4 separate regions of the Homo sapiens genome follow, and all the other regions are linked to region 2. Evidence: chromatin loops called from intact Hi-C (ENCODE). Cell type or tissue: B cell. All regions are shown on one strand. Region 1 has its middle 120 kb from the start of TRIM2. Region 2 has its middle 40 kb from the start of TLR2. Region 3 overlaps RNF175 (ring finger protein 175). Region 4 overlaps TRIM2 (tripartite motif containing 2).

The links. A loop is a pair of places that touch in the nucleus more often than their neighbours do. Peaks named below come from ENCODE experiments on the same cell type or tissue, not always from the same donor. Only the 100,000 strongest peaks of a DNase experiment are listed, where the experiment ranks them.
Region 1: a loop joins it to region 2, with 21 times the contacts of the local background. A loop is called at or near these places in 10 of 110 quality-filtered maps.
Region 3: it touches region 2 in a loop (14-fold over the local background); 80 of 110 quality-filtered maps call a loop at or near these places.
Region 4: a loop joins it to region 2, with 2.8 times the contacts of the local background. A loop is called at or near these places in 4 of 110 quality-filtered maps.

What each region holds. Positions count from the first base shown.
Region 1 is chr4:153,079,702-153,087,701 of GRCh38, reverse strand. No RefSeq gene overlaps it. Among named protein-coding and RNA genes, the nearest start is that of TRIM2, 120 kb to the left of the region's middle. RefSeq lists an enhancer at 2,414-2,473. In B cell, CTCF peaks have their summits at 2,341 (motif pointing right), 3,888 and 4,091 (motif pointing left); DNase peaks (open chromatin) are centred at 2,341, 4,091 and 5,191; H3K4me3 peaks cover 325 bases; H3K27ac peaks cover 582 bases.
Region 2 is chr4:153,640,364-153,648,363 of GRCh38, reverse strand. It overlaps the pseudogene LOC100419170. Among named protein-coding and RNA genes, the nearest start is that of TLR2, 40 kb to the left of the region's middle. RefSeq lists a silencer at 4,680-4,749 and an enhancer at 7,632-8,000. In B cell, CTCF peaks have their summits at 2,951, 4,547 and 4,747 (motif pointing right); a DNase peak (open chromatin) is centred at 4,793; H3K27ac peaks cover 263 bases.
Region 3 is chr4:153,746,624-153,754,623 of GRCh38, reverse strand. RNF175 (ring finger protein 175) reads left to right here. Exons shown (of 9, transcript NM_173662.4): 2 at 3,149-3,186; 3 at 5,838-5,979. Among named protein-coding and RNA genes, the nearest start is that of RNF175, 9.4 kb to the left of the region's middle. RefSeq lists a silencer at 4,153-4,447. In B cell, CTCF peaks have their summits at 4,005 and 4,209 (motif pointing right); a DNase peak (open chromatin) is centred at 4,233; H3K27me3 peaks cover 629 bases.
Region 4 is chr4:153,219,497-153,227,496 of GRCh38, reverse strand. All of the region lies in intron 1 of TRIM2 (tripartite motif containing 2), which reads right to left. Among named protein-coding and RNA genes, the nearest start is that of TRIM2, 19 kb to the right of the region's middle. RefSeq lists a silencer at 4,384-4,573 and enhancers at 4,964-5,293, 5,089-5,590. In B cell, no CTCF peak of the experiment used is centred here; DNase peaks (open chromatin) are centred at 4,236, 4,446, 4,576 and 4,866; H3K4me3 peaks cover 2,022 bases; H3K27ac peaks cover 1,217 bases; H3K27me3 peaks cover 551 bases.

The sequences.
Region 1 (8,000 bases), 560 kb after region 2:
TGACACCCCGCTTCATCTCTTCCTGCTGCTAGCTCACGTCGGGATTTTGTCATTGACTGCCCAGTTTACTGAAAGAACCTTCTTCCATTTCTCCGCTCCCTTCAGCCTCCATACTATTGCCACTACGATTGCTCTAGAAATGGTGTTGGCCTAGTTAGTCTCTTATGGAAACTCTTGACACCATTCCATGGCCTTCGGAATAAAATTGAACTCCTTCTCTTAAGCCCTCATGTCCTCCCTGCTCTGAGACCTGCCTACCTCTCCAAACCTCCTCTGGCAGCTGCCTACACATTTCCTTGCCTCAGTCATCCAGAATGAGCCCCAAACACATCATGATTTTTATCCCTTTGCCAAGATCTCTTTCTGCCAAGTGCATCCTCCCTACCTTCCTCTCCTTTCACTTGTTAATTTCTTGGCCTCTAACTCTGTTGCTAAGAGTCAGTAACCTGGGAGGCCTTCCCTGACTCTTCCGCCTCTCTCTGTGCCTGGGAGTGCCTCTGTGCTGACTTTATCTCACTGTGTGGTTGACACCAACTGCAGTGCATCATAAGCACCTAGAGAATATAGACTGTAAGATCCCTGTGGGCAGGGCTGTGCATTATTCATCAGTGCTTGACATGGTGTTTGGCACAAATTATATGCTTAATAAGTATTATTGATTAAATGGATCTACAGCCAGGAAGAAATGGAGTGAAGGCATCATACCCATGATGCCAAATGCAGTTCCAGACACCATGAAGCCATCTTCTCTCTCCATCACTCTCCCATTTTACCCTGTTTCTCCCTTTTTCTCCCCAACTCACCATAGGCACCAGCGTCATCAGCAGGCCCGAGAACATGCTGGGGTTGGGCAATGGCATAGGAAGGGGAATGTTCTAGAAAGTTGTGTTTGTCTCTTTACTTCCATCTACATTTCTATTAACCCCATTCATATTGGATATTGTGTGAGAACCACTTTAAAAGGCAAAGAAGAGCAGAGACCGGGGTTGGGAGAGGAGAGGAGAGGAGAGGAGAGGAGAGGAGAGGAGAGGAGAAAAAACAACAACAACAAAAAACATCACACTTTTTTTGGTAATACCATTAGAAATACAGTATTATAAATGAGCAACCTCTTCAAATTGAGAGAAGCAGAGTTGAATATAAATCACCCAAATATTTTTGGGTGCATATGCATAAGCCGTTGGCTGTGCATGTTCCTCTATGTTCTAAGATCCAGTTCCACCCTGCTCTGTGCCCTGGGAGGAAGGCATCCATAAGCTGCATCAGTTGGGCTCCTTACTCCCTAGCTCTGACTTAGATCATGACCATAGGACACACACCATTAGTAAATTAAAGAGAAGGGGGAGAAAGTCGAGGTATTTGTTTCTTTTTCTCTCTCCTTGTCTCCTTAGCTCCTGGCAAGGCTCACCTGTCCTATTTTCAACAGAACTGCCAGTCCAGTCTCAAACAGGATAAAGGTGTCCACACTTACTTAAAGAATACAGCATCTACAGGAGTACCTGGTCTTTCTAATGTCATTGTTACAAAAACAGAGGCAGCCAGGGAGATTTCTACTGCAAGGGTTCCCAGCTGGTCTTCTGAGCTATTGTGGATAGTGTAAAATGAGACTTTCTCTTTTTCCAGCTCCTCTCTCCTGAGACAGGGGCCACTTCTGACCTCTGCTCACGCCCCTTCCCCTTCCTTCATCTAACAAACATTTTTAGAATACCCAACACATTCAATCTATGACAATGAATTTGAGCCATGTTGGCACCAAAATGTCATTTGCACTCTTCCTTCACTCAGTAACCAAAGTCTAATGTTCCATTCAAAAGCAAAATATCTTTCACGCTTTCTTCAGTGGTCTTTGGAGTCCTCACTCCTACTTTCAGATCTAAATGGGGAATGTAAGGAGTGTCACCCATTGTAGGGGGCATTACAAATACAGTTAAATAGCTCCAGAGTGAAGACAGAGTCATCTAGAGATGTGTCCCTTACCAGGGTCAGGCACAGGACTAAGCACTTCCACATCACCACCTAATTTAATCTGTTTAAAAACCCTTGAGGTAAGGAGCATGATTTCCCTCATTTCATAGATAAGGAAAGTGATTACTGAGAAGTTATGAAACTCCTCCAAGGTTACACTAGTTCCTGACTGCCAAGCCAGGATTCAGACACTAAGACGCCAGAATGCTTGCTCTTAACCACCGTACTCTACCACTCTGAGAGCTCAGACAAGCCTGCCATCATCTCTAAGCCTGAATTTCCTCCAGTGAAAATGACAGCACAAGATTGAATCACTTAGAAAGTCCCTCTTGCTCCAAACCCGGGCAGTTCTCCTCAGGAGGCTGCTTTACCTCCATCTACCACCAGGTGGCGGGCAGCCAGCCGTGCAAACGGGTTGCTTGGGCTGCAGGGCGAAGACCTATTATCCCCCTCAACCCTGTCTGACTGTGGCGTGGGAATGGAGTGGAAACTTGTTCCCAGTAGTAATTGGTGTCGAGCCACAAAACTTCTAAGGTGGCAGAGTCAAGAGTTTAACCAGTTGGTCGAATGCCTATGGGCATGTATTTCCATCAGCTGCAGCTGCTACTGCTTAGTTGACAAGTAACACAGGAGACCCTGGGATCTCACACCACCAGTTCCTGGCGGCTCTGTTCCTGCAAATGGTGTGTTGGAACCAACATTCAAAGTAACTACAGGTAAAGAAGTAGGTGCATGGCATCCCAAGGTGGATGTTGTTGATCAGCAAAGGACTGAACTGCTGCCAATAGCAACACGAACCCACTCCCTGAAGCCCCAGTGAGGCCTCTAACTGGTAGCGCCCAGTTGGATGTGTGAAAATAAGAATGAACTGAACTTGGCCTGGGAAGATGAAGACACGGTTTGTGACAGATGCACAGCCCGGGGCTGGCTTCCCATCGATCCAGCTTTTGAGCCCACAGATGGCATCTTCAGGGAGACGTCACGGAACCATGGATGGTGTTGCCACATGCATGCTCTGACAACCTCAACCAAATGAGAAGGAGCAGGGGCTGTCCTCAGTGTGTTGACTCTTCCCTGCTGGTGGGGTCAGGGACATCCTGGCCACCCCAGCAGAGGCCTGCCTCGTTCTCACACTCTGAGATTAAACCCTGAGGGTGGAAATGAGACAGTGATGCCTCAGGACTTGGGAAATGAAGGGTAAAAGTGGCGATGGGTTCTTCTAGTCCTCTGCCTAAGGGTGAGTGTGTGAGTGTGTGTGTGCATGCAGACTAAATAATAAAACTGGGTGACTGCCCCACATCAAACGTTGCCATGGAGAGAAAGTGAAATGCAGGGAGGTGAGCAGGACTATTTCACCGGGGTACAAGGATTCCAAATTCCAAAGGCATTGTTCTTACCTCTCCCCATACTGCACTGCAAACTCACAGCCGCTCTCCAGATTTTGGAAACGTCTGTGGGGAGATCGAGTCATTTCATTAAACTCATGAAGTGAGAAGTTTTACCTGTCGTAATTCTGGCTAAGTTCAGTCTTTTGGAAAAGCAGTAAAAGATGTTTGCTAAGGAAAATAAAATTATAAAGGTCACTATGTTCATTTAAAACTGAGTTTTCCAAATTAAATTCCTGTTTTCTTAGTGAAAGAGAAAAAAAACCCAATATTGGTCTCCGAAAGAGAATTAAAAAAAAGTTAAACTGAAGTGATTTATTTAGAAACCCAGTGTAAAGAATGAAGCATTTATCTCCCCCTAAAGCAAGGTCACCCAAACCCTCTGAGAGCTAGAAGTCAGCTATGAATCCAGCATCAGCATGCTTGTTGGGAGCAATTAGCACTGAGTCAGGTCCGCATGCATGTTGGGAGCTGATACGACCTTAATTGTTGCATCCCACTGTGTGAAGAAATAAGCACTTATATTAGCTCTAGGTCAATGACTGTGGCTCCCCCACATTTATGAGCTTGGAGTCTTGTCAGGCTGAACAAATAAAATAATACTTGTGGCTCCTTTGGTCCCAGCATCTTCCCAGGGATTGACTGTTCTTCCCGTGAAATGTCAGCTTTCATCAGCAAAGAGAACAAAGCAAGCCAGAATATTAGCTTGAGGAGGACTAAGGCACCATCTGGTGGCCGTTTACTATAAATCTTTGCCTCAGATGCAAATTCCTCGCACAAAGGAGCCCTGCCTTCTGATCTGTAGGCTGCCCGGAAGCAGTCGGCCTGACCTGGGAAAGCTGGAGAATACCCACACTTCCACAGCACAGCAGGCTTCTTTTAAAGGTTTGTCCCAGTGTAAAGTCCTCAGCCCCAAGTTTTATAACAACATCCTCACCACGAAGCCCAGAGAGGGAGCACCCCCTGAGGTCTTCACAGCTTGAGAAAAAGAAAGAGCCATTTGGGCTGTAACATTTTAGAAGGTTCTTGAAAGGAAAAGATGCCCAAGAAATCCTACTTTTTTTCCTCATGAATATTCTGCAGTACATAGAAAAAATATGAAGATCCTGCCTGTCCGGTTACTCTTCTCATTTAAAACCTTCTTAATTGACTAAAGAGCATTTTTACAAGACAAGTGCATTACAGACTTACCCTTCCCCAAGTGCAACCTCTCCCCTTGGGCTCCCTGACCACAGACTGGCCTTTGTCCTCCCTGACAGATGGCAATGACTAAAGTGACCCCAACTTGACATTTTTCAATAAGCAACCACAGAGCAAGGCCATCACTAAGCAAAATTCCCAAGTGAGTGAAGTTCTTCCCTGAAGTCCCTTCTCCCCACTCCAGCCGCCCGTATCCATCCCCTTCACCCCCTTCTCTCCCCAGCCCCGCTATTGACCCATCCTGACCGAGGTGTGGGGGTGTGTCTCAATTCTGGAAAGTCTTGCTTGCTAGGATGAAATGCTCTCTCAGAGGATTTCCACATTACCAGGGAGGGGCTCTGTAAAACCTGTATGAGCCAAAGGATAGAGTTTCCAATCATGTCATCTGGGGAGGGGGTGACAAGTTGTGACACATGACTCTGGGGAGTAGACCCTGCTTGAAGCCCCTGAATGTGGAGAGCCACAGCTTTGCCTGCTGGTAAGGCTGGCCCTACAGAGAGGAGCCCTAAGACCCTGAGCTTCACACCCAATGAATGAACGCGCTTCTTCCTGGTGCCGGCCCCGTGCCCATGGCTCTCGTCTGCATGAGCGAAGAAACTTTACCACTTCTGTCTCCTGCTGTGGTTGGTAGAGCTGTGTTTAGACTTGCCTGGTCTGAAATAAATAGTCGGGCACTTCTCAGAAACGGGCAGTTCACACTAATTAACAGGAAGAAGATGAAACAGGAACCCAGCTCAGAAGAGCTGTTCACCTCACAGATCGAGTAACCTGGTGCAGGAGGGGGCCGGGGTGTGGAGGAAGGAATGGGTGCCACTGAGAGGAAAAGTTTTCTCAGCACGAATTGGCTTGGGTTTCCTTGTTTGGGGCTAGAAAGGGGAGAAAGGAGGACAACTGCTTATCACTCACTTGCCTGGACACTATATTTAACGCTAGAGGGCTCACCAATGAACCCCCATTTGCAAAGGTCAAAGGATGGCACCACTCATCAGTTTGCTGTTTCAAGAGGCCGAATGCAGCTGGACTCCAGTTAATAAGGAGAAAGAGCAGAGTTACACACAGGGTACTGCAGGACTGTTTTGTTTGTTTGTTTGTTTGTTTTTAGCTGGAGTAATCTCTAAGTGCCCAAGGAGAGGCATCCTGGAGGCCACTTGTTGTGCTGCAGCCTTCTGGAATGCAGAGGCCACTGCCACAGACTGGCTCAGAGAGAGGACAAGGGGAAGACCCCACAGTGTGGAGCACTCCATTACCTGGGGCCGGTCCAGGACTCCCCCCCGCTCTGACCTCATGACTTCTCAGATGTCAAGTACTCCCCATAAGCCAGGGAAGTGAGAGTTCATCAATTGTACTCAGCCACTGGAAAGGTTTGACAGAAAAATTACGAGGTATTAGCACCGAGGCACCACCTTGGGAACAGAAACACAACTGGAGGAGAGGTCAGGAGAACCAGAGTGTGGTGGGTTGACTTGTGCACCGCCCCCGCCAAATATATATTGGCTTTCTGGGAGCTCAGCCCTCAAAATGGGACTATTTGGACATAGAGTCTTTACAGAGGTAATCAAGTTAAAAAGAGGTCATGAGGGGGCCCCTAGTCCAACTTGACTGATGCCCTTGTAAAAGGGGAAATTTACAGGAAGAATGCCATGTGAGCATGAAGTTGTCCATCCGTAAGCCAAGGAGAGAGGCCTGGAACAGAGCCTTGCCTCATAACTCTCAGGAGGAAGAACCCTTGGACTGGTATCCTCCAGAACTGAGAGGCAAGACATCGCTGCTGTTTAAGCCAGCAGGATGTGGTATTTCATGATGGCAGCCCTCACAATAGCATACGCAGGGTCTGTGTCTTTGCATAGGTCCCTCCACTGCTCTGGATAATTAGAAGTTCAACCAGACACATTCAGAATCCCTTGCAGCCCAACACTCTGACTTTCTAGCCGCCGGGCCTGGAATAACAACGGGGAGCATCTGGCCCCCTCAGAACCTAAAGAGTTGACAGACTGAGCCCTGCTTTTGTGCAACACATCCCAAATCACCACATTCCAAAGGCAGCTGAGCCTAGAGATGGGCTGGGAATTACTGCCTGGTTCTGAAGCGTTGTTTAAAATAGTATAGAGCTAAATTTGAAACTCATTTAAAATAAGTCAGTAAATCAGTTAAAGAGTTATCTTTCTTTACAAGCCTTGGTCCTCCTCCAGCCATGCTGGCCTTCAGGTTCAGGGTGCATTGTTCGTATGTGCTATTATTGGATGGTAGTAATAAAGAAGCCCATGCATCTGAATGCATCTTGCTAATCACATTCTCTATTACCGCCTCTTTCCACAGCTGCTACCATCAATTGTGTTTGGTTTTGCCTGGGAATAGGCATGTGTTTGGTGAACTCTGAGTGTGTTTGGGTTGCAGGTATAGTGCTTGTTGGATGAGGAGGTGCAGGAGGGGAGTGGTGAGGGTGGACACCAAGGTTGGCACATGACAGCAAGCTGGGGATGTTTTGGAGGGTCTATGGATTCCTGCAGATGCCTTCTCCTATGAATACTTTTCATAGTATCTTGCAAAGGAAAGAATCTTTTCCTTTGCAAGATGTCTATGAAACTGGCAGCAGCTATGGAAGCCAGACCTGAAATTTAACAGATCAATTAAATACCTTGTTTTGACATTTTGGTACCAAGGTTGGCAAGACCACTCCAGGAATGGGTCTAATTGGGAAGAGTCCTGAGCTCTCCTTATCCAGACACTTCCTGGTGTGTAACTGCTCACACCGGTGCCAGAACTCAGAAAAGGGATCCTGGGCACAGAAAAAGCCATACCTGAGGCTGACCTAAGGTAGCTTCACACTCCTGGCTGCTGCTGCTGCTACTGGTGCTGGGGTAAGCCTCTAATGTGGCAGGAAAAGGGAGGGAGGGGGAGAGGGAAAGGGGGAGACGGGAGGCAGGCTCCTTTGAGGTGGTTCCATCTGTGCTGAGTGACTAAAATGAGGGTGATGTAATAAATAATCTGCAGACTTCCAACTGCTATAATTCTGTGTGAATAATTCTGATAATGACCCTTTACTCAGCAAGGGTGGCATCCAGATAAGCAGATTGCTAGAGCCTTCCTGTCAGCTTATGTTAACAGCGCATTCAATTGCCATCTGACATGATGTAACACACCACCGTGACGGACATGTCCCTGTTGGGCCTGCTGGGCCACCGGAGAAATGATGAAACGAGAACCTGTCTACATGGAGGGAGAGCCACCCCACAAAGTGCTCAGGGCTTATTCACTTCCTCTGTGCTCCCAGGGCAATTCCTTCCTCTCCTTCCTTTGGGTGAGCACCTGGTGCCCACCCACACTTCCCAGGCCAAGGGAAGGTCAGATGGACAGAGGCTTCAGTCTTAAGCAGGGGGAGTTCAAGGTTTGTTTCCGGTAAGCGGTCTGTGTGAAGGGGACAGAAGTTGTCATGACAAAATGGCTGGGCTG
Region 2 (8,000 bases):
CAGCTTTCCCAGTGCTTTGAGGCTGTCTCATGCTCAAAAGCTAGAATAACATCCCCTGGTTTTTTTGAACATCCTTCTCATCTTAGCCCCTGCATAAAATCATGAGCTGCAAGACTGCCTCAGCCTTTATCACATCTCCCAACACAACCTGATTGACACTTTCACTTCCCACTGGGAAGCCAGCATTTTACCTCCAAGATAACCACCACGTGTTTCACCAAGTTTTGCTTCAGAATTAAGCCGATGATGAGCCCTTTCATGGCTACACAGATTTCAGGCTTACCAGTTACTCTGGCAAACTATTTTTGAATAGCCGTCCAGCAGTTCACATGTATTTGTTCCTATTATCTTACGTTTTATTTTCTCTGAAATAAAAGCAAAAATAGGCAGTACACACCATGTTTGTAAAGCCAGCTTACTAGGATCCTAGTACTCTCCAGTAGCTGTGCTACAAATCTAGTTTCCCTAATAATGAAAGCATGGAAGACCAAGTGCCGGGTACTACAGTGAATTGGCACTCACTTTTGAAGAACACCCAACAGATAGCCAAAGTGGTGGAGCTTCAAGTCAGGCTTCTTTCTGCTGGGACTGCAGAGCTACTTTCTCTAGAATGAGGACCAGGTCCTACCTGCAGCTCTGAAGTTTAGAGAACAGAGTCTTTCCAACTGGATAAAAAATAAAGGAAAGCTTCTCCAAAATTGTATAGGTGTGTTTAAACATAAGTAGCACTCAGCAGTATGCCTATAATTTCTTTTCAGGACACATAGAAGCTTCCATTTCCCAGCCTCCTTCCCCCTTGAGTGGGACCACACGACCATTTCAGGCCAATGTGCTGTAAGCAGAAGAGAGGTACTGTGTATCACCACTGGGCCAAGCATAGAATAGGTGGGCTGCATACTCCTCGTGCTTTCTGCTGTAGTTGAAAACAGGGAGACCTCTTGTCTCCCTGTGATGCCACAGTCACAAGAGTCAAGTGACCTGAATTGCTGATTCACACCAGGGGACAGTTGCCCTGGACCATCATCTGTGCCTGTTAAGGGAATAAGTTGTTACTACAGCATAACCTAGTGCCATAGTTTGAATGTGTCTCCCAGATATTCATGTGTTAGAGACTGAATCCCAAATGCAACAGCACTGGGAAGTGAGGTCTAATGGGAGGTGTTTAGGCCATGAGGGCTCCGCCCTTAAGAATAGATTAATGCCATTATGAAAAGCACTCTCTGGAATGGGTTCTCTCTCTTGTGCTCTTGCCCTTCTGCCTTCTGCCATGTGATGAGACAGCAAGAAGGCCCTCACCAGATGAGAGTGCCTTGATCTTGGACTTCTCAGTCTCCAGAACTGCAAGAAAATTTCTGTTTTTTAGAAGTTAGTCAGTCTGTGGTATTCTGTTATAGCAGCACAAAATGAACTAAGACATCTAGCTTATCCCAGCAAATACAAAAGCAATTCTGGGTTTTTCAATCAACAACTTGACCCATTATTTTGACCTAGTGATTTTTTTTAACAATGAAATAAGGTAGGCAAACAAGTTATTGTCTTCTCTTTATTAGCACTATAGATCTAGAATACACAATGAACTTGGGAACCTGGCCTAACCCAGTACTACTATTTCTTTGGTTGCAGGAATTTGTTTTAATATTGAATTATAGAATGAATGGTCATATTTCACCCCACTCTTATAGCCTACTCAATCCCAAAGTCACAGTGCTGAGTCTGTTACTTCAATCATTTTGAGGTTTTAAATAAATTCTATATCTATAGTGAATGAACAAACATCTAATTAGCTAGATGAAAGGATACTGGTTAAAGTTTTTGTTTTCTGTTTTGCTTTTAGTTTCTAAAGTAATAGCTTTCCTTTAAAAATAACTGCTTGAAATCCAAATACATTCCATCTTACTGACTTCCTCTCTGTACTCCAGCAGAAGTATTAAATTGCTCAAATGTCTAGGGCACACAGAAATAATTATTTTGAAATGTCAGTTTTCGTTTCCATAAATATATGTATTTTAATAAGGCTGTATTTTAATGGTGACTTTTATAGTACTTGCCCACCATTTTGATTAATGGTAACTAGACTGTTGTGCATTTTGTATATTGGCTATACTTGTATGTAAAGACATTCTTATGTCCCTTTAATCCCAGCCCAAGTAATTACTACATACCTCATTTTATAGGTCTTCTATTAGGGAATGCTTACTGAAAGTTTCCCTTTGCCTTTGCCTTTAGATTATGTCCTTTTATAGTATAATGTACATTTTATCAGGACTTTAGCATTTGCTTTTAAGATACTTACTTTTTACCACTATTAAATAAAATACACTTTCCCTTAAGATTTAATTAAAAGTTTTGGGGGAGATGGATGTGATAGTAGTAACACATGCTTACAGCAGACAGTACCCCCCCTCCCCAGAAAAGAAAGATAAAAAAAAAAAGAAAATGAAAATCACTCAAAATTCTACACACCCAGTGGGGCATCACCCCACCCCACATGCAGTACAGGATCACACTGTTTATAAACTTTGTATTCTACTTCTTTCATCGCCTATGTTATTCTCTTACAATGATTTTTAGAGGCTTCCTAGTACTCCAACATTTGTTTGTTCTATAACTTAAGTATTTTCCTGTTTTGGAACATTTATTTCCAACTCATTACTATTTTAAACACTGTACTGTATATGCTCTTACATCATTTGTAATAGGCAGAATTATAATTCCTGCCCCAAAGGGGTCCACATCCTAATACCTGGAACCCCTGAATATGTGACTCTACATAATAAAATATGTGATTAAATTAAGAACCTTAAGATGGGCCCAGTCTAATCACAGGAGTCCTTAAAATAAGTGAACCTTTCCCAGCTGTGGTCAGAGAAAAGGATGTGAGATGGAAGAAAGGTCAGGGAGATGCTGCGTTCCTGGCTCTGACAACAGAGGAAGAGGCCACAAGCCAAGGAATGTGGATGGCCTCTAGGAGCTAGAAAAGGCCAGGACAGAAACAGACTGCCCCCTAGAGCCTCCAGAAAGGAATGCAGCCCTGCCACAGCTTGATTTTAGCCCAGGGAGATAGGTGTCAGATTTCTGATATACAAAACTAAGTTTGTGTTGTTTTAAGCCACTAAGTTTGTGAGAATTTTTTATGGTAGCAATAGAAAATTAATACCTTGTTTTTGTTTTTTAATTTGGTCATTCTTGAAATCAAAGAGAAACCTTCATTTTCAACAAAACTGCCTAGAAAAGATGGTTCATTGATCCACTATGAGCAAATCTTTCACAACATACAGCACCAAAATATAAATTTAAAAAATTAAACACACATCCTACCCCTCACACACACACATATCTCCCAAAGGCCACATGACCTAGATGAAAGGAGAAAAAAAAGCAAACTCAATACCCTCACACAAAAGTAGTCTTTGAATCAGGATTTATAAATGTATATGTTTTTTCCTATGAGTAAAGCAAACAGAAGAAAAACAAAAAATCAAAGGAGGTTGGGCACATAGCTCAAGCCTGTAATCCCAGCACTTTGGGAGGCCAAGGCAGGAGAATCACTCGAGCCCAGGAGTTCAAGACCAACCTAGGCAACAAAGTGAGACCCCATGTCTCTACAGTAAGAATACAAAAATTAGCCGAGTATGGTGGTGCATGCCTGTAGTCCTAGCTACTCAGAGGCTGAGGTGGGAAGATCACTTGAGCCCAGGAATTTGAGACCAGCCTAGGCAATATAGTAAGACTCTGTCTCTATAAGAAATAAGGAATTAGCTGGGTGTGGTGGCACATTCTTGTGATCCCAGCTACTTGGGAGGCTGAGGTGGGAGGATTACTCGAGCCCTGGAGGTTGAGTCTGCAGTGAGCCAAAATTGTGCTGCTGCACTCCAGCCTAGGCAACAGAGTGAGACCCTGTCCTTTAAAAAAAAAAAAAGCTGGGCTGAGGGGGCCCACCAAAGGGGTAAGGAAAAACTTATAGATGAAGGCCTCACAAGACTTAATACATAGACAGCATCACTGTGCATTATCTCAGACTTTTTCACAAGGTATTCAATCCTGCCTGTCATTCTTTATATTCAGGAAATACTAAAGTAAGAAAAGTGATTTTTTCTTTTCTTTTCTTTTTTTTTTGAGATGGAGTCTCACTCTGTCACCCAAGCTGGAGTGCAATGGCGCAATCTTGGCCAACTGCAACCTCTGCCTTCCGGGTTGAAGCAATTCTCCTGCTTCAGCTTCCCGAGTAGCTGGGATTACAGGCATGCACCACCACAGCCAGCTAAGTTTTGTATTTTAGTACAGACGAGGTTTCACTATGTTGTCCAGGAGGGTCTCAAACTCCTGACCTCAAGTGATCTGCCCGCCTTAGCCTCCCAAAGTGCTGGAATTACAAGCGTGAGCCACCATGCCTGGTCGATTAACTTTTAATAGACCATGCATTTAGGTTAATTATTTCTCTGGTTAAAAGCACTCCACAAAAATAGAGTTAGAAATAAATTTTAAAAGGAGGTGTATTTCTTTTTCTTGTTTGATAATATTTTATTGATTATAATGTTTTCTTGGTTTTTGCTTGTCTTTTATATAGAATAAACAGTTTAGCTTGGACTTGTGTAATAACATAATAAAATGTAAAAATTGACGCTATTAAAGGACTTAAACAATAAAATGATGGAAAGTAGTAGGTAGATTCTGCATGATAAGAAGCATATCCACAGCTCTGAATAGCTGAGCAAGTCTACAGGACTTTTCCTATGTTCATATTAATCACTAGGGGGCAACATAGACTATACCTTTAATAATCACATATCACAGTCAGATTGCGGATACAGGAAGTGAAAGCAGAGACATGAGTGGCAGAAGTCAGGAAGATAAAAGCTGCAACTAAAATCATCAGTTAATTTTGTGAACTGCATGAAACCATCAGTAACCAGTTATTTTAGTAGGATAACCTACTGAGTGAAGTCTTAGGAGCTTTCTCTTTTTATTTTTTATTTATATTTTTTTGTAGAGACAAAGTCTCCCTATGTTGCCCAGGCTGGTCTCCAACTCCTGGCCTCAAGCAATCCTCCCACCTCACCCTCTCAAGTAAAAGATTTTTCTTTTAATTTTTGAAGGAAATCAAGTAGACATGATCATTGTGCTCTGAAAGTCATGCACAGAATCATGTAGCGCATTAAAAAGTCATGAAAAATGGAATCCTTTTTTTTTTTTATCAAGCATACCTATCAATTACACATCAGTACAATCACTTTTTTTCTGTCCAGAGTGCCCAATCAATGTATCAATGTGGCCTTGTTTTAGTTTCCTTTTTTTTTTTTTTTTTTTTTTTAAAGAGATAGGGTCTCACTTTGTTGCCCAGACTGGTCTCAAACTCCTGGCCTCAAGTTATCCTCCCACCATGGCCTCCCAAATCACTGGAATTATAGGTGTGAGCTACCGCACAGCCAGTTTTGTTCTTTACATTGTATAATATACATGACATGAGTCATGTCATCCTTGCTCAGCTTCAAAAAACATGAAGGAAGCTTCCAAATGGGGAAAGAGCCAGTAATGGAGGGAAAATAAAACACCACCTTAGGAATTGTGTTTTTGATTTTCATACTTACTAGTAATTTTTTAAATATGTTTATATCTACCCAATGTTTTGGTTGTATGTGTTTTAATTATTAAATGCTATAAATCTATTTTGGGAGAAAGTTAGTTACAATAATGAATGCATTTAAAAAAACACTAATACCTAATTGTTGTGCATATCTTTTGCTATTTTCCTTAGAAGTTACTTCCTGGAAGTTCTTAAGGTGCATGACATATATGGCCAACCAATTTATAATCCCATCCCACAATGTATAAAAGTGCCTGCCTCACTTGCCCCCACCAGTACTGAGGCCCAATTTTATATTTTTCCTGTTGTTTCATGTTCTTTCATTTAAATTGACCATAGCAATTTTATGGAACAATAATGTTACCGAAACACCAGTTCAGTCTAGGCCCCATTGCTCACCAGAGAGGCAATCGCTAAGATGACAAGCGTTGCCAGGGAAGAAGCCTTTATTGCATTACGGGTGATGTCAGCCGAAGAAACAGAAGCCAAACCTCCAATCCGTTCCTTCCCCAAGCCTAAAGTTAAGGATTTATATAGCAAGGAAGGAAAACAGGCGGGGCAAGGGAGCAGACAGTTGAATGAGGAGTCTAGTGTCTCATTGTAACCACTGTGGGGAAATGGGAATTAGAGAGGGGTAAGGAAGAGGAGTCGGTCAGCAGGTAGCAGTGCGTTTCACTGTAAGTTCTCAAGCTTCAGTTCTATGGGCACCCCGCTTGTGGGAAAATTTGGTCAGTTTCAATAAGAGTAGTCAATTAGGGGTGCTATGTGCCAAACACCATCCAAACGCTAATTCATTAAACTTCACAACTGCATGAGGTATGTTGCTATTATCATCCCCGTTTTACAGAAGAGGAAACTGAGGCACGGAGAGGTTAAGTATGTGGTGAAGCTGGAGTTAGAATCCAGGCAGCCTGGCCCCAAAGAATATGCTGTTTAATGGAGCCTCTACTAAAATGGAAAGTTCTAGAAACCAGCAGTGGTTTTTCTCCCCGCCTCCTTTATTACTCAGGTGGTTCTCATTTCCCCCAGCATGAGCATAATCCAGTGTGTAATAATCATCACGTGGATGTCTATACATGGTGACTGGTGTGTGAAAGTTCACATTGTAAGGACTGTAGTCCTGTCTTTGCCTGTGGTACTTCGTCTCACAACCATAGGATAATTGAAATATTCTCTAGTAATTAAAACTCACTTCTGGCCGGGCAAGGTGGCTCACGCCCGTAATCCCAACACTCTGAGAGGGTGAGGAGGGCAGATCACTTGAGCCCAGGAGTTCAAGACCAGCCTGGCAACATGGCAAAACCCCGTCTCTACAAAAAATACAGAAATAAAAAATTAGCCGGACGTGATGGCTTGCACCTGTAATCCCAGCTACTTGGGAGGCTGAGATGGGAAGATCACTTAAGCCCAGGAGTTGGAGGCTGCAGTGAGCCATGATCACACCACTACACTCCACCCTGGGCAACAGAGTGAGACTCTGTCTCAGAAAAAACGACTCGTTTCTTTAACCACTGGGTAATTGTATCCTTCCCCATACTTTTTCCTTCACACACACTACTGTACACCAGATACCACCATGAGTACTAGAGACAACACTCAGACAAGCAGACAAGGCTGTATTAGTTGTGATACTGCAACACAGATCCCCAACAGTAGTTCAAACAAGACAATCTATTTCTCTTCCATTTCACAGTCCCCGGGGCAGGAGCCCAGGGCTTAGAATGGCAAGGGCCTCTCTGGTTTAGAAGGCCCAGGTACTTACCTTGTTGCTCTTCTCTAACCTGGAGCAGGGGTCGGCAAACTTTCTGTAAAGGGCCAGAGAGTAATTATTTTAGGCTGTGCCTGCCAAAACTCTGTATTTGCAGGTAACTGAGTGTTTGTGTTCTAATACAATTTTATTCAAAAAGCAGGCCACAGGCCATAATCTGCTGATCCTTCCCCTATAGCAGTGCTCCTTAGGCTTTGATGTGCATACAAATCACCTGAGGAACTTGACGAAATGAGAATTCAGGTGCAGTAAATCTGCATTTCTAACAAGCCCTGGGATGAAGTCAAAGCAGTGGACAGACCACTCTTTTAGCAAGGCCCTAGTGTGCTGTCCTCATCAGCCCCCAGTCTACTGAGTATTTCTCCCAGTGGATAGAGGGAAAGGGAAGGGCACACCCCTTCCTTAGAGTTGACCTATCACTTCTGCTCACATGCAACGCAGTCCCACCTGGGTACAGGGGAGGCAGAAAAATAGTCTGCAAGCTGAGAAGCAGGCACGCAGCTAAAGCGTCTCTTCCCATCATGAAACCCACCTGCTCACATTCTTGTCCACACACATTCCAAAGGGCGAAGCGTTCCTGCTCCAGTTCATGCTTAGACCTAAGCTTGAGCCTTGGTTCCTGGCGCCTAGCAGTCTCCTACTGCCAGC
Region 3 (8,000 bases), 110 kb before region 2:
ATCTGCAAATACCCTATTGCCAGATAAGATCACATTCACAGGTACTGGGGGTTAGGACTCAAACATATCTTTTGGGAGGACACAATTCAACTCACTACGGTGCCTAAACCAGGGATGTGGACTGACCCCACTGACTCCCAAGGAAGCTGTGGTAGATAGGATCTCCCACCACACATCTCACTTTTCAGACTCGGGATTTCCAAGCAGTTCCAAGCTGCTCCCAGACTACCTCACTGCAGTTAATTGAGGAGCCTGGTCAGCCAAGATCCCACTTAGATGGTTTGGGATGGCCAAATTTCAAAACTTTATCTCCAGTTTCCCAGAGCACAGGCTATTCTTTTTCTTCTCCCCAACCTGCCAGTCCCCTGGGGTGTCAGCCCTACATCATCTCTCTCCAATCAAGGTCTACTCACTCAATCAGTTACCAGACTTTCATAATTTTTTTTTTTTTTTTGAGACGGAGTCTTGCTCTGTCACCCAGGCTGGAGTGCAGTGGCGCGATCTCAGCTCACTGCAAGTTCCACCTCCCGGGTTCACACCATTCTCCTACCGCATCCTCCTGAGTAGCTGGGACTACAGGCGCCTACAACCACGCCAGGCTAATTTTTTGTATTTTTAGTAGAGACGGGATTTCACCATGTTAGCCAGGATGGTCTCTATCTCCTGACCTCGTGATACGCCCGCCTCGGCCTCCCAAAGTGCTGGGATTACAGGTGTGAGCCACCACGCCCAGCCTCAAAATATTTTCTTAAGAGACAGAAAAGACACCAGGCACAGTGGCTCACGCCTGTAATCCCAGCACTTTGAGAGGTCGAGGTGGGCGGATCACCTGAGGTCAGGAGTTGGAGACCAGCCTGGCCAACATGGCGAAACCCCGTCTCTACTAAAAATAGAAAAATTTAGCTGGGCATGGTGGCGAGTGCCTGTAGTCCCAGCTACTCAAGAGGCTAAGGCAGGAGAATCGCTTGAACCCGGGAGGCAGAGGTTGCAGTGAGCTGAGATCGCACCATTGCACTCTAGCCTGGGCGACAAAAGCAAGACTCCACCTCGGGAAAAAAAAAAAGAGAGAGAGAGAGAGAGAAAAGATAAAAACACAGTTATTTTGTGTTTCAGGGTTTGAGATGTCCAGGGTCCTCTAAAGCAAGGCAGGGCCCCTGCAGCCGGATCTAGAGGTGATGCTGCCAGGGAGGATGGTGCTAGGGCTCTCTAGACTCAGATGAGGGCTGCCAGTGTCCTCTACTCTCCCTCCACATGCCTGGTGCCTCTTGGCCTGTGCCTCCGGTTTAGCCACTAGTATTCTGCTAGTGTGGGGGCCACCAAACCTTAAACTGACTTTCAGTGAACCTTCTGTTACTAACCCCGGTTGCATCCCCCACTTCTAGACGCCCTAGGAGCCCGCAATCCACAGCCCTCCTGAGGGTCTTAGCACACACATTCTGCTCTGCACTGCCCGCATGCTGGTGGGCTTCGGTGTCTTTTGCCCTGTGGTGTCCCAGTGTCCCTTTCCGCTGGCCCATCTGCTGGTCAGTTTCAGAATTGGCTGCTCTGGACTCCTCTCTCATTCTCCTTGGACTTGGAGGTTTATGTCCTTTTGCTATTGTTCTAGTGGTGTTTGGGGAGGGAGAGGAGGTAAGTGCACTTTTTTTATTTACCGTGTTTCAATAGAAGTCCTCATTTTTACTTTTTTTTTAAACACAGTTATTACTAGTGAGTTTGAACACCTTTCCATAAATTTATTTGTCATTTGTATATCTCAATTCGTGAATTTCTCATTCATGTACTTTGCCCTTTTGGACTGTCTCTTTTTGATTAAATTATAAAAACCCTTTTTACATATGCTTATTAGTTTTTTGCCCCTCACATATGTTATGCTTTCCCCAGTTCAATTTGTCTTTCAAATATTGAGGACTATAATGTATTTTATTTTAAATGTCCTCAAAATCTGTCATTTTTTAACTTTATAATTTCTGGGCTCTACATTATACTTAAAAATGCCTTTTCCACTGCAGAATTATAAACATGTTTACCCATGTTTTCTTCTAGTACTTTTAAGGTTTTCTTTCTCACATTTAAGAGAGAACAAGGCTTTGGATGAAATAGAAAAGTATAAGTTTAGGCAATATTTGCACAATGCCAGGACCTTTCTGGGTGATGCCAGGAAAGAAGTGGGTGGCACAGGGGGTAATACTGGCAACTTCTCCATGGCTCCCTGCCCCCAGGTGATCCCACCAGGTGGGTCCCTAATATTCAAATGGAGGTCACAACATCTGGGCTCAAGTGTTGAGTTCCAGGAGTGAAGCAAGCCTCAGGTAGTCAAGGTGCATGAGTCTCCTCCTTTGTTCCACAGGTCCCTTTCTGCTAACTTCTGCTTTGGGGGCAAAAACATTGGTTGTCTATGCTCTTCTGTGCTCTCCACCAAAGTTACACGATTACGTCTTTCCAATGATTGGCCTTAAAGGTTTCAAATGACCAAATGTAGTGGGTTAGCAATAATCTAGAAAAGGTAGTCCATGGGTGGACTCTGCAGGTCATCCAAAAAGCATGGTTCTGGAGACGATGTCTGTGCTTTCCAGCTCAATTTGTAAGGGCACAAGCCCAGATTACTCCCTTCCCTGGGGTCAGTAATGATGCCTTCTTAACAAGAGAGTACAAGAATGCTCCAAATCAACGGAGCCTCTGCTCAGCTCTGTCTCTGAAACTTTGAACTTGGAAATGATATTTACTCACTGACATTGGAGATATTTACTCACTGCAATCATTTAAGATACCAGCAAAACAGATGGTTTTTAGGGATGCTCAGACTCACACTTCATATCCTAGAAGCCAGAGTAGCATGGCCTATTGGGAGACCACTCTCTGTAACTTTGACTGATTTGCCAAAACAAAACCACAGAAATGGAGCCTCATCTGATTCTCTGATCCAGGAACAGGATCAAATATTTATTAATAGTGACCTGATTACTCTTTTTTTGTTTGTGTTGTTTTAGTTCTGTAAGCAAATTATTTTACTAGGACTTTTATCCCAAATTATTCAAATACTATGTGACATTGTTATTTTTCATGGTCTGGGTTTCCCATATATTGCTTTCACAGAAAAACCAAGAAAATAAGGACATTTTTTGATAAGGGCCCTTTTTATGTTTTTCAGCTCTCTCATACAAAGCTTTCTGCAGAAGACACATGGAAGTAAGTAATTAGTATTTTTTAAGAGTTGTTTTGCTAAAAATTAGATTTTTATCTTAACAGTTGAGAAAATGAATGAAGTCATCATTTTATTTGTAAATTTTCCAGGATAGAGAAGATGGGGTAGGATACACAAATACTACAGACCAAAATGCATGGATTTCATCTGTTTTCTACAGCATGATCTGTAGAAAAAGATCATGCAGTCCCACAAAGGTGGATTAATATATCCTTCAAAATATGGCTGTGTCAAGTTACTATTTATTTTAGGCACAAGATACACTGGTTTTGTTCCTATACCATTGCCCCTGTGTTCTGGTGCATACTGTAGGGCCATTGGGCCCTGTGAGCACCACATGAAGTGAAATAAGAATGAAAAGCTCCTCCTTTTTTGTATTACAGGAGTCAATTTTGGATATATTCCTACTCAAAAAGGAAAATACTTACTACATTTGTACACCAATATATACTTTTCAAAGTACTTCAACATAGGCTAACCAATTTGAGATGCATTTTTATTATAGATTAATCTCATATAACAGATTAATAGATTAATCTCATAAAGCATATTTTATTTTATATCTATGCAAATCCTATTTTAGACTGATGATGAAGTCACTCTTTTATCTATATGCCGTAAGTTCAAAGTCTGTTAATTATATAGAATATTAAACAGCTATTTTAGATTTGGAGCTGTATAAACCACAACTAAGCACTTGTATTCTTTTCATTTTTCTTCCCATATCTTCAGGGGAACAAGTTTGTTTTTTTGCTTGTTTGTTTAAATGAGCTTCTAGAAATCATTCCTGTCTCCTGAGCTCAGCTTCCAATAGAGAGACTAAGAGCCACGTAATTTTATTCAAGTTGCTTACCTGATATGGATTTCATCTTCGTCATTTGATAAATGAGGGAGATTCATTCCATCTATGGTAACTTCCAGCACTGACATTCTGAGAATCCCTCTCAAAGAAACTGAACTTGAGCAGTATTTACTGGGCTCTGTGGGCTGATTTCTACACCTTTTCCAGCAGGGGGCACCCTTGGGATTTGGATGAGACCCTTTTCTGAGGCATTCACTGCTCTTTGGAGTAGCTGTAGAAATGCTGGCAGAGGGAGAGAACCCAACCCACATACCCATCAAGTGCCTTTAAAAGGTCACTATCTCACGGCACAGACTGTTACCCTGTGGTGTTTTCTGGGTGGTACATTAGCTAACTGCATATTGTAACTAGACGTAAGTGGAAACTTAAGAGATTTTGTGACTGATGGTGCCACACTAGGGATGAAAGATAATGATAACCAGTATTTAGAAAGTAACTGACAGCATTCATGATTTTTCCCCATGTTCACTCATCTTGACCCTGGGCCTCTTTCTCTTCTGCTAGGCTTGTGGTTCTCAATCTTGGCTGCCCCTTAAAATCACATGGGATGCCTGAAAAATTCCTGATGTCACATCCCATTCTGCAAATCTGTATTAATTTGCTAGGAATACCATAACAAAATACCACAGAATAGGTGGCTTAAAAATCAGAAATTTATTTTCTCACAGTTCTGGAGGCTGAAAGTCCAAGATTAAGGTGCTGGCAGGTTTTGGTTGGCATGTTGAAGTACAGGGGATTAGGACATCAGTGTATGAATTTTGAGAGGGTGAAATTCAGCCCCCAACACCCAGAAATGGTCATCTAATTGATCTGGATATGGGGGGTTAAGATTTTTTTAAAGCTTCCCAGTGTTTCCTAACTTACAGACAAGGTCAAGAACGACTGCTCTAGGTTTTCATCGAGGCTACCCCAGAACGTTAAAAGAGATGACAAACTATTTTGTTGATTTTCTCTACAATTGTGCAAAACTAAGCATCCAGCTAAAATGGGAACATTCAGCCATCATGGGAATGTCTGTGCATGTCTAAGATAATACTTAAGCCTATTCTTTCTCTCTATTATAGTCCTGTAACAATTTATACAACTCATTCAGAAGCTTTCCATTGCCCCCTGGATAATATTCTCTCCTCTGGCATAAGCACCATCTGCAGGGTTTCCTTTTACTTGAAATAGTAGCAAATGATTTAAAATTACCAACGTTTGACTGTTTTTGACTTTCAAAAATTGAAGTTTCATATGATGCAGCTCAATAATAATTATTCCTTATATAGACACAAATAAAATAACATGTGCTTTATAGTCTTACAACAACCTTGTCAGTTACAGAAGGATGGTTATTTGAAATTTGCAAATGAGGAAACTGAGGCTCAGAGAGGATAAATGACTTCCCCAAGGTTGTGAGGCAATGAAGTGGCAGATCAGGGACTGGACCCCAGGTCTTCCTGGGGCTCATTACTTTTTTTAGCCCCATCACTTAACTTAAAAGACAAGGCTGAGGCCAACCACATGGGAAAGCAAAGGAACTGGTTTTGCTAAGAAAGTCAGGCTCCTCCTCCCAGCTGCTCCTTCTCCAGATCTAGGGAAAGGGAAGAAACCAAGAAAAACTTAGAAAAACTTTACAATCAAAGCTTACCAACCCTTATATTTGAAATCCCCTGTTGCTTTTTGTAAGCCAAACCTGTTTTTTGTTTTTTTGTTTTTTGTTTTTTGTTTTTTTTGCTAAATGCGCAAGGTTGAGGGCTTTTTCAGATGACCTCATTTTGCTGGTTCCAGCCTGCAGCAGGAGAGGATGTACAAGATGCACCGGGGCCACGATTCCATGCACGTGGAAATGATCTTGATCTTCCTCTGCGTTCTGGTCATTGCCCAGATAGTGCTGGTTCAGTGGAGACAGAGGCATGGCCGATCCTACAATGTGAGTCATCCCCGTGGCTGCTGGGAGCCTGCTCCAGCTTGTATCAGCTTGACTGTTTTTTTCCAGGACATGTTCTCCCTTGGTTAGCACTTTGAAGGAACTGCCTTGGTTTAAGTCAGTGGTTCTCAACCAAGTGCAATTTCACTCCCAGGAGACATTTGGCAATGTCTGGAAACATTTTTGACTGTCAAGACTTGTGGGGGGTGAAAAGGGGGAGGGGAGTTGCAACTGGCACCTGGTGGATAGAGGCCAGGGATGCTGGTAAACATCCTCCAATGCAGAACAGCTCCCCACAACAAAAATTATCTGGCCTAAAATGTCAATGGTGCCAAGACTGAAAAACCCTGGTTTAAGTAAACCAGTTTTCCCTTCATGCATGAACAACTTCTGCCAACAGTCCAGGAAAAGGAGGATTAGAATAGCCAAAAGAAATGGTTTAGGGTGTCTGCTATGGTTTGAATGTATCCCCCAAAGTTCTTGTGTTGGAGATTTAATCCCCAATGCAACAGTGCTGGGAGGTGGGGCCTAATAAGAGGCGATTTGGCCATAAGGGCTCTGCCCTTGTGAATGGATTAATGCCATTAATTATTGTGGGAGTGGGTTTATTATAAAAACATGAATGTGGACCCATTTTCTCTCTCATTCTCTCTTGCCCTCTCACCTTCTGCCATGAGATGACACAGCAAGAAGGCCCTTGCAAGATGCAAATCCCTCTGTCTTGTACTTTCTAGCCTCCAGACCATGAGGCAATACATTGCTGTTTATTATTTATTACCCAGTCTGTGGTATTCTGTTATAACAGCAGAAAACAGACTAAGAAAGAAAATTGATACGAAGAAGTGGGTCTGTTACTATAACAAATGCCTGAAAATGGGGAAGCAGCTTTGGAACTGTGTAATTGGGCAGAGGCTGGAAGAGTTTGAAGGAACAGGCTAGAAATAGCTGGTCTTGCTGTAATGGAGTATTAAAGGCAAGTCTGGTGAGGGCTCAGAAGAAGAAAAGAACTATAGAGAAAGGCTGAAACTTTTTAGCGATCACTTAAGTGGTCATGGTCAGAATGTTGGTAGAAATATGAACAATAGAAGCCATTATCCTGAGGTCTTAGACAGAAAATGAGGAACAAGGTATCGGAAGCTGGAGTAACGGCCATCCTCATTATAAAGTCACAAAGAACTTGGCTTAACTGTGTCCATGCTGGAGGGCTTTATGGAAGGCAGAGTTAAGAGCAATGAACCAGGATATCTGGTGAAAGAAATTTCTAAGCAATATATTGAAGGACCTGCATGGCTTCTTTTAACTGCATATAGTAAAATGAAAGAAGAGATAAATGATTTAAAGATGGAATTTATAAGTAAAAGAGAAACAATATAAAATTTGGAAAACTCACAGCCTGGCTACGTAAAGAATAAAAAGACTTGCAGTACAGCCAAGTGACCCTTTGATAAAGGGGATTAACACAGCTAGAAGGAAGCCAGGTGCAAGTAATCAAGACAACAGGAAAATGACCCTGAAGGCATTGCAGTGACCTTCAAGGATGCCCCTCCCATCACAAGCCCAGAGCTCTAGGAGAGTAGAATGGTTTGGGGTGACTCCCCATTGTACCCTACACAGGACCAGTGAGCAGGGCCACCTCAGGACTCTGCTCCTTGAATTCCAGCATCGTTCTCCTTGGCTGCTTCAGCTGTGGCTCCAGGGAGCCCAGGTGCAGCTCAACCTGTGGCTCTGGAAGGTACAAGCTATAAACGTTGGTGGTGCTAATTCTGTAGGCACATGCTGTGAGGCCATGGCAGCCTCCACTTAGATTTCAAAGGATGTTGCAGACAACCAGAGGGCCTAAGCAAAAACTTGTCTTGGGGCAGAGCTGCCACAGAGAGTGCCTAGGAGGACAACGCCAAGCAGAAGTGTGGAGTCACAGCCATAGCAGAGAGTCCTCACTAGGCCTAGGGGAGCCCTTCGGGGTGGGGATGCCCCCAAGTCCCAGAACTACACAACTACCAGCATGCAACTCCAGCCTAGGAGAG
Region 4 (8,000 bases), 420 kb after region 2:
TGTAGTCAGCAAAAGAGACAGTTCTGTCTTTGTGTAGTCTGAGAGGCTATTTTGGCGATTAAAGAGACCCGATCTCATCCTCTTAATTAAGGCAAAGCTCAAGCCTATCTACTATTCACTCTCAAGCAGTGTTTCTATGATGGGTTATTTTGGCGCTACCCAGGGCCACTGTTGAATTGTCTGGTAGCTGAGGAGAGGACATTTTAGGAATAGAACCGTGCACTGAACAAGAGTCTTGGGGTTAAGTAGCAAATGCCACTTCATCCAGGTAATGCTGAAAGAGCCTTTTACCAACACACCTTTCACTGCCAAAGGAAACAAATTTTAGGTTGGGGCCAACTTGATTCTCTCAGAAAGTGTTTGTAGCTGAACCACTGCAGAGGGTTCTACCACAGCCAGAGCTGATTTCCTCACTGAGGAAAGACTTGAGGAGCTCAGAGAACAGGAGGGAGAAGGATGCTCACTAATGCCTAAAGGTACCACCAGGACTTGAAAATTCCTTCAAGACTTGTTCTTTGCCTTTTAGGCTATTGTACTTTCCAGATCATAAGCAGGGGGCTCAGAACATAGTATTTGCTCAATAAATCCTTGTTGGCTAGCAGACTGGGGCATGGGCTTGAAAATTATCTTTCCTTTCTTCTACCTGATTGGGCAGAACATTCTAAAAGGAAACTTGTTCTAATCTTTCACATTTTTGGTCTTAGATCTCTCTTTTCAGGAGTCTTAATCTGAGAGGCTTTCCAATTTGTTTGCTTCCTGGTCCTCAAAGTCATCATCCCCGAAGGTCAGCAATGAGAGTACTAAAACGCTAGTCCTCATCCTAATGGGAGATAAGTAGGTCAGCAACTCTGTGCCTCTCTTAATATTTTAGGTTGGACCAATGACTGCATTAAACTAAAAAAGGCGTCCCTCAAACAGCAGACATTCTGAAACCTGAAAAACACTTACACTGAAGAGATGTCAGTTTAAAAGGGTATTCATCTCTCAAAACTCCAACTGCCTGCAGCATATTTCTACAAATTGCCCTTGTTCCAGAAGTCAGCATGTCTTAGGTTAGTTCGTTTTACTGCAGTTAAGACAGAAGCAAAACCTGTATCCACAGCTTCTATTTGAGCACTTCTAAACAGTCTTAAATTAATAAAGATGCTGACATATATGGTATTTATTTTAGACTCAAGAACACATTTTAGTCTCTTGGGCCAGCCCTTCTGCATAGACAAATTTCATCTACATATACAGTATATTATGAAAAAGGAAAATATTGAAAATTCTAGGGAGAGAATATTTCTGTTCAAGGATTAAGATGAGATTCAAAGGCAGGACATAGGCCAGGCACAGTGGCTCGAGCCTATAATTCCAGCACTTTGGGAGGCCAAAGCAGGAGGATTGCTTGAGGCCAGGAGCTCAAGGACAGCTTGGGCAACACAGTGAGCCACTGTCTCTACAAAAAATTTAAAAATTAGTCGGGTGTGGTGGCACATGCCTGTAGTCCCAGCTACTCGGGAGGCTGAGGTGGGAGAATAGCTTGAGCCCAGGAGTTGGAAGATGCTGTGAACCATGATTGTGCCACTGCACTGAAGTTTGGGTGACAAAGTCTCTAAAAAAATTAAAAAAGTAAAACCACAAACAACCAAAGGCAGGATATGCAAAAATAATATAGCGTTACATAGGAAATAACTATATTAGTAATACAAAATATTTGCCAACAAAAGCTCACTTTCTGAGATTTAATTTCCAGTAAACCCTCTAACCATACATAAAAGCTGAGTGTCTAGTAAATAGTGGCTCAAGGTCATGAAATTCACTCCCCTTAATTTCCTCTCTACCTATTTATCTCAAAGGTTGCACTTGCCAATTCTTTTAACCCTTAAACCAAATACTACCCATTTCAAAAGACCTGTCATTTTCTTCCAGAGAAAATACTAAATTAAACTCATAGGTGGACTTTTTCAGACATGCCAACTAACAGGTCAGGCTGAAGGTCTAAAATGTAAAAGTATAAGAAATAATGTTGGGACTAAGTATGATATTATGCCAGCCTTTGCCTCAAGCCTTTTAAGATAACATTCACAGAATAGCCTCTCAAACAGACATTCTAAGCAGGAAGTCTTTTCTCAAGAAACCAAAAAGGAAAACCATCATTGTTCCTGTCTTCATCATTAGTAGCAGCATCAAAAGCATTTGCCAGGTGCTGACCCGCCAGCATAAACTTTTAGTACCTGTACAAATCAAGCTAAAGCTGTCTTTGGGAATTTATAATCTAAGACATATTTGATATAAACCAAGCAGTGTCATTTTTCATGGAGTGGTGAAAGAAGGAGAAAGTTCTGATAATGTTATTGCACCAGGATTTCAGGGCTTCAAGATGTCATTTTCAAAGCTTCCTAGGGCCTTGCTATATTACCCCGTTGAGTTATCATCATTGAATAGGCCAAATTCTTACCAATCAGCACTAGGAGAGGTAGTGAGTAACTGCTGCTCAGAAAAGGCCAAGTAAACAGATCATTCCTGACACACAAAATAACTATCCAACCTCTTTCTAGAGTAGTCAATGGTCAGAAATTGAAAGGATAGAATTCAACCCAAGGACAGACTAAAGAAAAGGTCAGAGAATAAGATGTTAATTCTCACTGAGACTATCTAACCCATTTATATTTAGTGTCTTATAACAACTTCCTTCCATTTGTATTTAAATTTGAAGTAGAAATCAGGAAGCTGTGCAAGTCAGCATTAAAATGATGATGCAAGAAAAATATTCAAGATGTGAGTGTGATGCTTATTTTTGACAGATACAATGGAATTTCTAGTGGAGGATTTAATCGACATAGAATTTTCCAGGAAAATAAAGGCAGGAATTGGAAAAATGTTCTCAGGGAATACTGATAAGAGACAGTCATCTAAACAAACCTTGTCAGTGATGGTATCCTAGATTCCATGATCCAAAGTAGAGTTATGGTGGGTAGCTAAATGGGATTATACAGAAAAGGATAGAAAGAAAAGGGAGGCTGCCAGGAAAAGAATGAGTTAAAAGAATGAGTTAATGAGGGCAAATGGGATGTGGTGTTCTGTACCTAGCCCAGAACAGGCCAGATTACCTCACCTAGAAGACTTTTCATTAGTGTAGATGGCCCTGCCCAACTCAGCCCTAAGGGAATCCATATTTACCCTAAGGGAGAAGGGAGGTGGAGTTCATTTTAATTGATCCTTCATTGTTATATGAACCTAAGTTGGAAAGGGAAGGAAATGCAATGTGTATCACAAAGAATTTAATCAAGTACTTTCTATCTCTAGTTAAGGGTGAGGTAGTCAAAGCCTTCTGACTCACCCCTGCTCTTTTGTTTCTTGGAGCTGAAGGGCAGGTACCAGTTCTGCCAAAGATGAAATCAAGTGGAAATTTGAGAGGAAAGGTCACGTGGAGCTGGGAAGCAGTGGACCCAGCACAATACCTCCTCCCACCCCCTGGGAAAGGAACCCTCAATACAAGTTGTCAGGCAACAACTCTTAACTACATTCTAAAAATATTGATGTAAAATTTAATCTCCATTTTTAGAAGAAAACAATGAAAAAAGGCATAGATGTGCATACTGCTGCAAGAACAACCCCTCACACCCTAAGGGGCTAGCCTAATCTTTGGATGGCTGGAATTCTAAGTGCTCTAAAATTAACTCTTTAAAAGTCTTTGAATCTAAAGCTGTCTCTGTTCCATAAATTAAAGCTGGTGATTTCCCGGGAAAGCAAAGGGGCCTGGTGGAAGGCATCAGTTGCTCCATGGGGTTGGATTACAGGTCGGAACGAATTTGGGGTTCACAGAATGCTTTGGATCTGACAGGCATTTAGTGAGACGAACCGTCCTCCACACTCCCAGCTTTTTATCTACTTTGTCAGCGGCATGCAGCTTTCAACACCGGGCAAGTATTTTCAGAATACATACACCAACCAGAAAGAGCCCTGCAAACCCTCAAAAGTCACCATCTCCCTGCTCTAATAAGCCCGAACTGTAGTACGAGCTGGGGCAAAGAATAAAAGAGGAGGCTAAAGGAAGGAAAGTAGTTTTAGGAAAATGACCAAACATGTTTTTAAAGAAAAAGAGGAAGCCGATCTTTTCAAAATTACTACAGTCCTGCTTTCAGATTGCTCAGTATCTTTTTTTCTCTGCAAAATGACTTTGAAAGCTATCCTGCATGACGCGGGTGACTGAGGACGGCAGAGGTCCGCGACTCCCGGGAGAGCTCCGCGGGCAGGGCCTGGGAGCCGCGCGGCGTCCAGGTTCTGCTGCTCAGCGGCCCTGTTGCTGACAGCTCTGCGCCGCGCCGACCCACTGCACCCGCTCCAGGCCGGCTGCCAGCCCCGCAGCGCCCGTCCGGAAATGGACTCTGGGCAGGCTTCCCGCACGCTCCGGCCACCGGACCTTGCCCGGGCGGGAGGGTTCCCAGGGCACAGCCCGAGCCACGACTTACTACGAGACGGCGACTCGCTTCGCGGGAACAGCGCGCGCTCCGGAGTGGCCTGGGCCTCACCCCTCGGGCCTGGGCCTCGCTGCGCGCCCAGCCAGGGCCGAGGTGCCCTAGCTCACGACATCAGGCAGCGGGCAGGCGACCCAGGACTTCGCACCCGCTCCTCTCCGCCTCCTCCTTCCTCCCCCGCAGCCGCCCTTCTGCAGCCTCAGGCGATCTGAAGGTGAAACTGCTTTATCTAAGGCCGTTTTCTGAGCGAGCGGCTCAAGTAGTAAAAACAGACCAGAGGAGGAAAGTCGGCCTCCTGGCTGGACTCTGAATGGCTTTCACCGGGTGTCCTCGGCTCCAAATGGCTCTCTGGTCGGTCATTTCCATTCTGTGCTCAGGCCCAGAGCAGTAAGACATCTGTTTTCCATCAACCGCGAGGCAGAGGCAAATCCTGGATTAGATGTCGCCCGGCGCTCGCAGCATTTTCAGGCCCGGCACGACAGCTAATCCCCGCACAAAGAGCATGAAAACAAACACGCAAGTTGGTGCCCGGTTCCAGAAAGATTTCCCTGTGCGATGACTAAAGGCTCCTGCAGCCAGCCTCCAAGATGGGCCAATCGCAGCACAGCGGGGCAGGAAAAGGGGGTTGGCTCGGTTTTCAGGTCTCCTGAAAACGCATCCTCTTCCCCAGTCCCGTAAACACAAATGCAAACACTGTCCTTTCAGGGGAAGTGAGTTCAGCTTGACGGGGCTGAGAGAGCTGAAACGGGCCGGCCTCCATCATGACAGTTCATTATAAGCAAGCACAGCTCCTGAATGTGAGCGAAGAAAAAAAATCTCTGCGTTTCCTTCAAGTGAATGTTAACAAATGAGTCAAGTATGATACAATCAGTCCTGCAAATGATAAGTCATGACTGTCTCTTTAGGCCTTTTTACTCCGTAAAAGAAGTTGGAGTAGGGACCCTTCCTCTCTCTCTCTTTCTTTCCTTCCTTCCTTCCTCCCTCCCTTCCTCGCTCTTTCCTTCCTTCCTTGCTCTTTCCTTCCTTCTTTCCTTCCTTCCTCTCTCCCTTCCTTCCTTCCTCCCTTCCTCCCTCTTTCCTTCCTTCCTCACTCTTTCGTTCCTTTTCTCCCTCTCCCTCCCTCCCTTCCTTCCTCCCTCCTTCCTTCCTTCCTCCTTCCCTTCCTTCCTCTCTCTCTTCTTTCCTCGCGCTTTCCTTCCTTCCTTCATTTCCTCCCTCCCTCCCTTCCTTCCTCGCTCTTTCCTTCCTTTTCTTCTTTCCTTCCTTCCTTATTTCCTCCCTCCCTCCCTTCCTCACTCTTTCCTTCCTTCTTTTCTTCTTTCCTTCCTTCCTTCCTCCCTCCATCCTTCCTTCCTTACCTTCCTCCCTTCCTTCATCTGTCACAAGGCTGAGAATACAAAGCTTGAAAAAGCATGAGTCTACTTTCAAGGGCCTTATCTTCTTTGGGGGGCAGAGGGGAAGGTGGGGAGGGACGACCTACAATTTCAAAACACTATGAAATGATAGAAGTGTATGGACAGAGGGTTATAGGAACATAGAAGCAGGAAACGAAGAAAGGCCTCCCAGAGGAGGCTGCATTTGTTTGGTTTTTTTGTTTGTTTGTTTTGAGACAGGGTCTCGTTCTGTTGTCCAGACTGGAGTGCAGTGTCACAAACATGGCTCACTGCAGCCTTGACTTCCTGGGCTCAAGCGATCTTCACATCTCAGCCTCCCCAGTAATTGGGATTATAGGCACACCGCCACACTTGGACATTTCATATAAATGAAATCATATAATATGTGTGGGCTTTTGTGTCTGGCTTCTTTCACTCAGCAAAATTTTTTCAGTTTACTCAGGAATCCACGTAGCATGTGTCAGTACTTCATGACTTTTTATTGCCAAAGAATGTTATATTATATAAATACACCACATTTTGCTTATCTGTTTAACATTTGATAGACATTTGGATCGTTTCCACTGGTGGCTAGTATAAATAATGCTGCTATGAACATTTGAATGCAAGTTTTTGAGTTGACATATATTTTCATTTCTCTTGGGTATTTACCTAGGAGTGAAATCACTGGGTCATACGCTAATTCTATGTTTAACATTTTGAGGAACTGCCAGACTGTTTTCCAAAGCAGTTACACCATTTTACACTACCACAAGTAATGTATGAGGGTTTCAATTTCTTGGTGGGTGTGAAGTGGTATTTCATTATGGTTTTGCTTTGCATTTCCCTAATGACAAATAATGTTAAGTATCTTTTCATGTGCTTGTTGACCATTTGGGTATCTTCCTTGTAGAAATGCCTACTGAAATGTTTGCCCATTTAAAAAAATTTATTTTTAAAATTAGGGTTAAATATATATAACAAAACTTACTATTTGTTACATCAAAATGTATATATACTGTGAACAGTACATTTACATTGTTGCAAAACCAACACTATTTGCCCATTTTAAATTGTCCTTTTAAACTTGTCTTTTATTGTTGAGTTCTCACATTCTGGATGTGAGTTCCTTATCAGATGTGTGCTTTGAAAATATTTGTTCTTATTCTACGGGCTGTCCTTTCACTTTCTTGATGGTGTCCTAATAGTCTTTAATACATTTCTTTTACTTTCAGACTAACTAGAGTTAGTCTGTTGTCAGAAGCTAAGAACACTCACAGATGCACTGTGTCCTGTTAAATGCCATCCTTTTCTATAACAACCTGTCTCTCATCATATCTTCTATCCAATATTGCCTTAGAACTTTGATTTTTTTTTTCCTAAAGCTTTTCTCATTCTATCTGAATCCCACCTACGTCTTATATTTACTGGGCACAGACTCAAAGCATCAGCAGTCACCACCAACACAATTATGAGCAGTTACCAGTGGCCTTCCTATTTATTTCCCACTTCTAACCCAATTCTGGCTCAAAACCCTGCAGTCAAGGGCAATGAACTCCCCGTCTCTTAACTCCTTTTACACTGTTCCTCCCTTTCCTCAATTACATTGCCATAGCCACATGGGATCTTATGAGATCAACGTCCTATTTAATCTCTGGATCATCCTTAGTGCCCAGGACAGGGCTTTGCAAAATCCTGGATTACAATAAATGTGTATTAAATGGAAATGAATCTTGTGCTCTATTTCCTTCATTTTATTTTATTTTACTCATTTTATTTATTTTTATTTTTTCGAGACAGGATCTGACTCTGTCACCGAAGCTAGGGTGCAGTGGCACAACCTCGGCTCACTGCAACCTCTGCCTCCCAAGCTCAAGCCATCCTCCCACCTCAGCCTGCCGAGTAGCTGGGACCAGAGGCATGTGCCACCTCACTTGGCTAATTTTTATATTTTTCAGGGAGACAGGGTCTTACTTTGTTTCCCAGGCTGGTCTTGAACTCCTGAGCTCAAGTGATCCACCCATCTTGGCCTCCTAAAGTGTTGAGTTACAGGCGTAAGCTACCGTTCTAGGCCCATTTTTAAAATTCTAAAATAATATTTATGCAGTCCTTGATTTTAAACTTTTCTCTCAATGGCCACATGTGGAAGATGAGGGCCTGAAAC